Regions from separate parts of the Homo sapiens genome. Here regions 1 and 3 are each linked to region 2. A link is a contact called in ENCODE Hi-C or POLR2A ChIA-PET data. All regions are on one chromosome and are shown on one strand. The core of a region is the stretch at or near the end of the contact, and the rest is flanking DNA. Distances in the headings are between cores, read along the strand shown. Region 1 has its middle 29 kb from the start of BCL6. Region 2 has its middle 7.2 kb from the start of TPRG1-AS1. Region 3 overlaps LOC105374264 (a long non-coding RNA gene).

What was found. Hi-C counts contacts between places; a loop is a spot of excess contacts on that map. ChIA-PET counts read pairs that join two places held with the same protein, here RNA polymerase II (POLR2A). Pooled maps may share reads with other maps.
Region 1: a loop to region 2 is called in a pooled map, with 3 times the contacts of the local background. The contact joins two enhancer-like sites. A Hi-C loop is called at or near these places in 2 of 50 pooled maps. POLR2A ChIA-PET finds 5 or more read pairs at or near these places in 2 of 52 experiments (activated T-cell and endothelial cell of umbilical vein).
Region 3: a pooled map shows a loop between it and region 2 (2.5-fold over the local background). The contact joins two enhancer-like sites. A Hi-C loop is called at or near these places in 1 of 168 maps with a recorded cell type or tissue (endothelial cell of hepatic sinusoid), 1 of 37 single-sample maps with no recorded cell type and 2 of 50 pooled maps.

Annotation. Positions count from the first base shown.
Region 1 is chr3:187,772,456-187,775,822 of GRCh38, forward strand. No RefSeq gene overlaps it. Among named protein-coding and RNA genes, the nearest start is that of BCL6, 29 kb to the left of the region's middle. Within about 2 kb of position 1,501, at least 4 of the 41 ENCODE cell types and tissues checked have a DNase peak (open chromatin) inside an H3K27ac peak, as active enhancers do.
Region 2 is chr3:188,953,072-188,956,667 of GRCh38, forward strand. No RefSeq gene overlaps it. Among named protein-coding and RNA genes, the nearest start is that of TPRG1-AS1, 7.2 kb to the left of the region's middle. RefSeq lists a silencer at 1,469-1,763. Within about 2 kb of position 1,705, at least 7 of the 41 ENCODE cell types and tissues checked have a DNase peak (open chromatin) inside an H3K27ac peak, as active enhancers do.
Region 3 is chr3:187,827,431-187,830,988 of GRCh38, forward strand. It overlaps LOC105374264 (a long non-coding RNA gene), which reads right to left. Exons shown (of 3, transcript XR_924813.3): 3 at 3,364-3,558. Among named protein-coding and RNA genes, the nearest start is that of BCL6, 84 kb to the left of the region's middle. Within about 2 kb of position 1,666, at least 3 of the 41 ENCODE cell types and tissues checked have a DNase peak (open chromatin) inside an H3K27ac peak, as active enhancers do.

The sequences.
Region 1 (3,367 bases), core at 251-2,750, 1.2 Mb before region 2:
TCCCAGGATTCCAGAGGAGATCCAGGTGGTGATCAAAGAGGAGACCCTGTTGGCAAAGCTCCCTTCTGGCACTGATGAACTGGATGTAAGGTCTATCTCTTGTCCCTCTGAATGATAACAAAAATATGCTTACCTAAAGTTGCTCCCTGGATCTCAACAGAAACTTCATAACTGGTCATTGCTTCCAGAAAACCTTCCTACCATTCAGGCTTACACATAGCTGGCCACTCAGCTAAGACAAGTAATGGGCTGAGAAAAATCAAATAAAAGTGTGTGGTTTTGATATATGCATTTTATTACTGGCATTAGTCAAGTAATCATGGGCCAGTGAATTTTCAAAGCAGCCTTTTAATACTCAAGCACAGTGCAGAGTAAGAAGGATGAGAATATGACCTTTTCAAAGCCCCATTTTTCTTAGGCCTTTTAGTAACTCCATGGCCCCAACTCTGGAATCTGAAGACTTAATCTTAAAAGATTATGTGGGAAGAGGCAGCAAGGTGTAGATAAAAACATGCTGAGCCTAAAGTCGAAAAACTGGAGACTATATTTTGATGGTAAATATCAGATGTATGACCCTGGCAAGGCATTTGACTTTCTGGCCCTGGTTTCCTCCATGAAAAACTGGGATAATATTCATATTTGTCATTTGTAACTACTACTGTGTTGTTCAAAGATAAACAGAAAGGGTATAAGATATTCGAATATTATTATTTTCATTAATTATAATTATAGTATTAGTGCTCAATTGCATTAGGCTTCTCCTTAAAACAAAATTGCTTGTATGTCTGAATGGATCAGGAAAAGAAGATGGGAGGGGCAAAAAAAGGAAAGTCACTCTTTTCCTGGAAAGCGTTGTTGTTTAATTCTTTTCTTGGAGTAAAAAATCCCAGCCACGCCGTAGGGAACAGAACATAGGCTTCTCTTTGATGTCACCCCTCACCCAATAGTATCACTTCCCTTTTTTCACCAACCGCTTCAAAGATCTTACGTCTGGGCTTCTGTAGTGACCACGCCAAACATTTAAATCCCCCACTTAAACAAGTACCAGAGACGAAACAACCAAAAGAAAGACAAAGCAAGAGGAGAGAGGGTAGAAAGAGAACAATACAATCGTGTTCTTTGAAAGGATGATGGTTAATAAGACTTACTTTAGTTTAGAGCCAAATAGTTTTCTTCCAACAGAGACGGTCATAGCAAACCCAGACAGGAGCGGGCAGGAGCAGAGACGTGAGCCCTGCTCTCTAACTAGTGGTATTATCACCCATTTGTGGCTCCTGAGAGAGAACAGCGGGGCAAGCCAGGCCTTAGCACTGTGCCTTGCATTAATTAACAAGCACGGACCTGGCCTTTCAGGTACACCAGGGATGGGCCTCTCTCCCTCGTCTTAGGTTCTGCCGGAAGCCAGGGTGAGTCCTGTACAGATTCTGAACCCTTCTTTATGTGCACAGACCCAACTCTCACGCCTACCGATGTTGGTCTGTGCTACTCCTTCATCCAGGCAGCAAATCAGCACGGACCCAGGGTAAGTCATAGAAATCAGGAAAATGAGGTAGTTACAGAGCCTGCTAAGGAGCCCAAGAAGTGAGAGTTAGGGCAGAAAGCCTCTTCAGTCACTCCTTCACCAGGCCATTCTTTTATTCCTGAGTCACCCTCCACACCCCAGCGTTCAAACTGAGACCCATCACTCTTACCAGGTATGGACAGATGCTGCAAATGCTGCCTTTTGTACGACTATGGCAATTTGACACGATGTTCTTCCTGTTGTGTTTGAAATCTCCCCATGCACTTCCTTTCAAGTGGTTATTTCTTAGCTGGATCGAGGAAAGACCAGCCTTGCATAAGACAAAGCCAGTGATCATTAGCCAGCATGGAGCCGTGAGCAGTGCATGCGTAGTTATACTAATTGGTTGATTGATGCAGGTTCTGTTGGAAAATACTGCATTTTAAGGAAGTGCAACCTTTTAACTTCTGACATGGAGTAGGCAGCATGCCAAGAGAAGGACTGGACTAGTCATAGAACAATCCGTTGAGCCGTGGGCACTGAATTGAGCACAAAATAAGCAGGGTTCACAGATTCGCAGAGGACCCAAGGAGAAGAGAGCCAGCAGGTAATTGTCAGGTACCACAGCAAATACCAGTAAGGTGATCTTGGCCCCTCCTGTTTGCCAGGTCCAGGTTTGGGCATGTCAGTTACCTCTATTACACATTTTTTTCCCCAGTGCTGCCATCTATATTTAATTAAATTGCATTATGCAGAACCCCATGGCTCAGAATCCTGGAATATTAGTGTCTTTAGTATTAAAAGACTCAATTAGCCCATGTGCACAGCGGGCTTCTCTCTCTTCCCCAAAAGGGTAGGACAACTTGTTGTTTTTGTTGTTTTTTAATATATCCAAAAATAAAACTCATTACTCACATTCCCAGAGTGGGCCTGGTAAGAGTAAATGGAACCAAAGAATCATAAAATTTTTGGATTACTCCATATCTGAATCTCCAACATATAATGCCCCTACCAAAGTGTCTATCCAGATTTTTCTTAGGTATCTCAGGGCAAGGAACTCTCCACCTTCCAAGGTGGCTCATACCATGGTTGATCACATTTAGAAGTTGAAGAGTTTAAATTTGGACTTATTTATTTGTTCAATTATAGGAAGAAATTTACCACAGCAAATTAGCACTTACCAATGATATCTGGGGGCTATGGGCATGGCTACTGACCTCAATGGATGCAAATAGGATCTATGACCACAGAATATACCCCCACTCTCAACTTATATGTAAGTCTTTGGTCAGCAAAATGGATAGACAAAATTATATGCCGCACACAGTACACATCTATTGACAGGACTAGAGGAATATTTATAAATCATAGATTTAGGTATTGATGATAAAGGCTTATATGGGAATCTTCCCTTGGTCACAGAGAAGGGAGCTAGATCTGGTCTACTTTGATTTTGGCTTCTAGGGGATCATGTGAAAACCAGGTCAATATCACATTCTTGGAAATGAGATGGACAGTTATTATGTCCTAGCTCCTTAGTCATTTTTACAGGTTTTTCCTCTTCTCTTTTGTCTTGAACCCATGCCCTAGGTCAGAAAATCATAGAATTAAATTCCTAATACAGTTTTGGAACTGAAATTTTCCCAGAAGAAATCTTATCTGATTTTCTTATCCCGAAACTAGAAAATTGAGGCCTGGAAAAAGTAGGCAGCTAGCCCAAGTTCACAGAGCTCTTTTGAGATGAAGCCAGAACTAAAATAAGTCTCCCAGCACCTAGTGGAGTGCTTTACTCTTTATTATCAATGATAATATGTTGAGTATGTACAGGGTGTGATGGTTTCTCTAATGTGCTTTGGAGCAGGAACT
Region 2 (3,596 bases), core at 455-2,954:
TGTGATCATCTCTAAGCAGTGCAAAAATCTAGTGATGAGCAGGAGGAGAAAATCTAAATAGTTCTGGTAGAGATATAGGGATTAGTAAGTGAGGAGGTTATATGCTGGAGGTTACATTTAGCCTATAAAAACACCATAATCCAGGTTTATTCTACCAATTACTGTGTGGCCTTGAGATCTACATTTTAGCATTTACTAAATGATAGGGAAGAGCAGTTGAGCTCTTAAGCTTCTTCTAGTGCTCGCTTTCTATTTGCCCCAAAGTCAGTCTACACTGAGTGACTGATCAAACTCCACTTCCACCTTGGATTCCATAAACCAGCTAAGAAATAGATACTCTCTTCCTCACCCTTAGCCCCACACCACACCCCCACTGCTCATGACTGGAGGGCATATGTCGATTGGAGGGAAGGATGCGACTGGAAGTCTCTGAGAAGAGCTCTTCTCTTCCCTCAGGGACATGTCTATTCACTGAAGAATGACATAATAAATGGTCAGCTACCTTTAACCTGCCTTCCATGGATTCCCTGAGGAAAAATTAAATTACTGTTCTAATATGCTACAAACGCACAGACTCAAAATGTAAAATATGAAATGAATCTGACAGGTTATGTGGTTTAGCTCCCACACTTGATGGACAGAGAAACTGAGGCTTGAAGAGACGCACCCAAGGAACCTGGCCAAAGACACAGAGACAAGAAGTCTTGGAGCTAGGGCTACAGCCCAGATCTCCACTGCTCCTTGGTGCTCTTTGTTTTTTTTTTTTTTTTTTTTGCTACAAGTTGGAGCTCAGTCCCTGGGTTGCAATGGATAAATCTTTTGCTAGGCAACCCAGTTGCTAAGCTTTGCTCACATCATTCTTGAGCTCAAAAACCTTTATGGATTTCAGCTATTCATTCCTAGTATAGTCATCCTTTGGTATCCTTGAGGGATTGGTTCCAGAATCTTCTGAGGATACCAAAATCCAGGGATGCTCAAGTATCTCATATAAAATGGTGTAGTATTTGCATATAACCTACGCACATCCTCCTATATGCTTTAAATCATTGCTAGATTACTCATAATAATACAGTGTAAATGCTATGTCAATCGTTGTTATACTGTACTATTTAGGGAAGAATGACAAGAAAATCTCTACATGTTCAGTACAAATGCAACCTTCCATTTATTTTTCCAAATATTTTTCATCGACACTTGGTTGAATTCATGGATGTGGAACCTATGGATACAAAGGGCCAATTGTACAAGATTCATTTTGTGTCATTATTTGGGCTCTGCCCATGATATTGCTACTACTTTTTAAAAAAATTTATGAATTCCCTTCTGGAAGACGAGGTAGAAAGTAGACAGGCGATTTTGCTAAGCAGTTTTGACATCTCTCACACACACCTATTTTGGCTAACCTTTTCCTGATTTCTCAGTCCTCAGTAGCTCCTCTGTGCACGTGCCCAGATGTCACATTTCTTAACTTATTTTCTATTTCTTGAGGATAATTTAGTCACTTTTTTCTCTACAGTAAGCAGAGAAGGTAGAGCTGGAAAATGGGGTCTTCATCAGAGTTTAACTAGACTATGAATAGAATTCTGTAAGGCACGGACCAATGAGCTGTCTTTTAGGTCAGTCCAGAAGGACTCAGATTCACACCAAACTTAAGTGGCTGGTGAATGAGGCTCAGATTGTCCTCCCAGTTTCCCACTGCCATCCCCAATCCTGCTCCAAGAGCGCCCTCTGCTGGAATGGAGCAGGAGCCAACATCCTCAGCCATCTTGGAAGTGGGGCCAACTGGAACTCTGAAAGGATGAAAAGTACCTCTGTTTAAATACAAGCTCCAAATAAGACAGATCAAGTCTACAATGTCTTCTTGACTTTTATTTCTCATTCCTTCTATTTCCATTTCTTTGACAACTTTTCTTAAGAGGATCACGATGTGGTGAAAAAATAGAATTTAAAGAGGGGAAATGTAATCCAGTGAAATGGGCATAAAACTAAGAATTCTGCCTTCTTTGAGAGGTTTAATTGCTGGGTTACAAAGAGTAATTTCTTGGAATAACTCAGTTTCTAGTCTCAGATTGTAATTACTCCTTCAGTTAGAAACCTTCTTCCATTCATTGCCTGCTAAATTAAGTCAACATTCTTTACTTAGCTTTCAAGGTATATTTGTATATGAATTTACAAATTCATAATATGTTATTTAGTTTGTACTTCATTTATCAAAGCTAATAGTATCTTTACTTTAAAAAAATTTTACTCTGATCTACTTTTTAGAAATTGAAAAGATATTGAAAACTTTAAAAGTACATTTGAATACCAAAGTCATATGTTTCACATTAAAAATCATGCTCAGCACTTAATCTGCTTATAATTTTGAACAAGTGGAAGACCCTGATTAAATAATTAGCTTTTGAACAGAAACAATAATTGATAGGTTGAATTCTATCTTTAGCACTGATGTTAGTCCTAACTTGTTGTTTAGGATTGAGACAAGGTAAAGCGACATAAAAGATTTGGGGGAGTTGATATAACCTTTAAAGTGTCATTTAGTCAAAGGAAGAAACAGTAGCTAGGAATATACCTATTGAATAAACATAGCAATATGGTAGATTCTAGTCCTAGACCCCTGTTTTACAGCTAGAATTATGCCAAAAAGTTGAAAAGTAAAGCTGGATGAAACCTTAGAGAAGACTCCGCCATCTTATAACTCAGATGGTGAAATGAGACCCAGAAAGAATAGTCTTCCCAAAGGCTCACGGTCAGTTATTATAGGAGCCTCATTTGGAATTTGAGTCATCCAATTCTCAATCCACTGTTCTTACCACTACCCAACACTACCTTTGTTTAACTGTCTTTCTTGCATAAAAAGGGACTTATAGGTGAGAGATTCTATAGTGCCATTGGGAGCTGCTGCCTGAATCTCCGTGTAATTTCAAAGAGTTTCCTAACTCAGACCCTGTCCCATTTCACTGTATCCTTAAGAGGCTGAGAAACGGGGCATTCAGATTCTTTCCCCATGCTGACTCTTCATTCTGTTTACACATGGGCCGGCCAGATGCTAGAGAAAAAAAAACAAACATTTGCAGCTGTTATCAGGGGTAGGATAGAGCACATGAGGTTCCCAAGTTTTGATCCAACACATCAGAACACACTTGATTTTTACTCTGGCTTGGAGTTTACTGCCTTCAGCTTCTTCTACAAAGCCTGAATGTTGCCATTTCATGTCAAAACCTGCACTGAGAGATGCCGATGGCTTCTTGAGCTAACTTCAGCCCATCACCGCAGTGGTCTAGATGACCAAGGAAGTGACTGCTTCATTACAGCTTGAGGGGACCCTCTTTCTTCATCCCCCACTTTCACTTTTTTTTTTTTTTTAAATGAAAAGGCCGATGGTTCTCCCAAGTAGCCAGAGGCCAGCAGGAGCACTAAGTAAGAGACAGCAAGAAGTGTTCTTAGTGAGAACAATGTGGACTTTGGAGTTATGTAAAACCCAATTTTAATCCTGGCCCAGCCATTGACTGGCAGTTTGATTTTGAGTTATTTAAGTTGGAACCTTATTTTTCTTGCTTATTTATTGAACTATTAATTGAAAAAGTGATTCTAGT
Region 3 (3,558 bases), core at 416-2,915, 1.1 Mb before region 2:
TTAAGGCTGTCTTGCTCTGTTGCCCAGGCTAGAGTGCAGTGGCTCACTGCAACCCCCGTCTCCTGGGTTCAAGTGATTCTCGTACCTCAGCCACCCAAGTAGCTGGGACTACAGGTGTATGCCACCACGCCCAGGTAATTTTTGTTTTTTTTAGCAGAGATGGGGTTTCACCATGTTGACCAGGCTGGTCTCGAACTCCTGGGCTCAAATGATCTGCCCACCTCAGCCTCCCAAAGTTCTGGGATTACAGGTGCAAGCCACTGCACCTGGCCCCTGAACATCTCATATTCCACAAGAAGGTCTATTTCAGGACTTGGTAGACAGGACTGCATACCCCTAAGCCACTGGTGTGCTGGAAAATGTTTAATTACCAGCTCTTGAGAGGATGGAGATCTCCCCTCTTGTGGTATTTGCTAATTTCCCACCACAGCCAATGTCAAGCTGCCAACATGACCTCACTGAAAGTGGACCAGAGGAGGGGAATGCCATTGGCTGTGGTGAGCTGGGAGGAGCAATTCTGGTACCATGGCCACCAGCAGTCCCAGTGCTCTACAGCCAAGCCCTGAGATCTTTGCACCTGATAGTCTTACGCCTGATCACGTTACTTATTTATTTTATTTTGTTTTTTCTTTTGTCAGACCTGGTCAACAGGAAGTAATTGCCTGAGCTCTTTAAAGCAACTGAGCTGAATGTCAGGAAACTGGAGTCCTAATCCAGGCCCTTTTTTGACTGACTGAGTTGGGATAAGACTTTCTACCTCGAGGATCATCAGGTGCAAAATGAAAAGGTTTGAAAAAATTAGGAGTTTATGGGGTTGGTATCTTGGCCTCCAAATCTCTGAGAGTGGTTGGAGGACAATTAAAGTAGGACTCCTGACCCGTCTTCCACCAAAGGTGCTTTGCTTGTGTATACTTTATATACAACTCCAGATCAGGTTTACCTGGAAGGTGAAAGAAACAGGTTCCACTGATTATTAAACGAAGGAATGAGTGCTGAGGCCCCGTCAGCTGAAATGTTTTCTATTCCTCCATGATTCCAGAACAAAACTCTCAGCCCCACCCATACACTTTAAGAAGGAAGCACAGAAGGGGTGGTTGTGGGAAGGAGAGCTGGCAGGGTGACCAACCCCAAAGAACAAGGCAAGGGAGCCAGACAGGCCAGGAGCACTGGACGGGCCCCTGGGATGCTGCACAATTCCTAGCATGCTTCTTCTAGAAGACTCCTCCAACAATCTCTGTGAAAAGAGAAATATTTTTACCTGCCCTTGGATGGCATTTAGGTCTGGGGTAGAAGGTGGCAGCTGTTTAACAGCCCATGGTAACACTGCACAGCAATTAGGGCAGGAAGTGAAGAAGGCTGTATCACACAGAAACTGCCAAGGTGGAATTGAGGTCAAGAGATTGCAGTTCCTCCAAAGTGAATTCACCCTTCTTCCCACCTGGATGGCCTCTGCCAGTGACTGGGGGATCTAGGGGAGCAAGAGGTGGTTTTCTAAAGAAGAGGGTCCTTCATAAAGGTGTGATACAGCATAGGTACTCGTGGGCAAGGGCAGGGCTTTTGAGAATGCCAGTGCAGAGACCACTCCACTGCTCTTAGGAATCGTGTGTCTAGTGACAATGTGGAGGGGAGGTTGAAGGGGAATCACTGGGCTGGGGAGACCAAGTGGCAGATAAGAGGTGTTGCCTAAGTGACAGACCATACACCTGTCAATCAAGAACAGTGACAGGATGGACTTTGTTCTCAGGGGCCAGGTGTTTCATTAGGGAGTACAATTTCATGCTCATACTTCTCTTTTTGACATTTCCGGCCTCTCCATAGTCCCTGTGGGTTGGATCTGTGCTTGGCAGTTCCTCTGATTGAGGGAAAGACAACCTTTTCTTGTGTGCTGTATTTATACTCAGGCATGAAATAAGACCGAGCAAACGTCATCCCAGAAACCTCAGGCCACTTGAGAGAATTTCGATCTGTAAGTGTAAAAGTAGCACAATGTCTGCCTCTCTCTTCACACTTGGGCAGAGGGGTTTGAGGAGATGATGATGATATTCTAGAGCAGTCAAAGAATTTTAGGGCTAGAAAGGGCCTTGGAGATGGATTTTAGGTCAAAAAGCTTAAAAGACTTATGTTGGCTCTACTTTTTTATTTTTTTTCTTGAGACAGAGTCTTGCTCTTGTTGCCCAGGTTGGAGTGCAGTGGCACAATCTCGGCTCACTGCAACCTCCATCTCCCGGGTTAAAGCAATTCTCATGACTCAGCCTCCCAAGTAGCTGGGATTACAGGCACGTGCCACCACTCCCAGCTAATTTTTTTATATTTAGTAGAGATGGGGTTTCACCACGTTGGCCAGGCTGGTCTTGAACTCCTGACCTCAGGTGATCCACTCACCTCAGCCTCCCAAAGTGCTGGGATTACAGACGTGAGCCATTGTGGCCAGCTGGCTCTACTTTTAACGTATCCAGAATCCAATCGCTTTTCCCCACCTGCAGCTATCCTTCTGATCCAAACTTCCAGCATTTCTTCCTGGAATATTGTGATCACCTACTACCTGCTTCAACCCTTGCTTCTCTCTGCTTCAATCCTGTGCCCCTTAGTATATTCTCAGCACAGTAGTGAAAATAATCCTCTTAAGATGTGCATTGGATAATGTCACACTTCCACTCAAATCCTTGCCTTGGTACCCCATTACTCTTGAGAAAAAAACTCAAGTCCTCAAAATAGCCTACCAGGCCCTACAAGACTCACCCTGTATTGCCTCTCTGACCTTATCTCCCATTACTCTCCCAGGTACTCCAATAGCTGACCACACTGCTCCAGCCACACTGGCCTCCTTGTTGTTCCTAGGATGTGCTCCTATTTTAGTCCTTTGCCCTCCCCTGGCACACTCTTCCTACAGACATATGCTCAGTTCACAGTCTCCTCTTCTTCAAGCCTGCTCATGTCTCACCTTCTCCCCCAGGCCCCACCTTGACCATGCTATTTACATATCAGCCTGCAAGTTGGTACCTGTTCCCCACTCCAAATCTGGGACTTCTGCTCCCCACCCCTCCATGCTGCTCTACTTTTTTTCCCCATAGGACTTAGCACCTCCGAACACAGCAGACAATTTTCATATTTATTGTGTTGATTAATATTTGCCCTTGCCTGCTAGGATATAAACTCAACAAGGGCAGAGATTGTCCTCTCTTATTGACTGAGGTATGGCTGCTGCCTAGTGAACCTGGTTGCATGGAAGAGAAGGTAATTAAAGAGAATGTAACTTTAAATAAAATTATTTTGAAGTAGTTTCAAACTTACAGAACAGTTGCAAAAACAGTACGGAGTTCAAATGTACCCCTCATGGAGATATGTTAACATTTTATCATCACATTTCCTTTTGGAATGAATGTTTAATGATATTAGTATTCGCATGAATCATGATAATAGTAATGACACGTTTGGAACTCTCTAGGTTTGCAGAAGGCTTTGTTTTTTTCCTTCAAGCTCTAGCCTACAGATCACTCTTCACATCTCCAAGATAGTGAGGGCAAAGATTATTGTACCCGTGAACAGACTAGAAGAGTG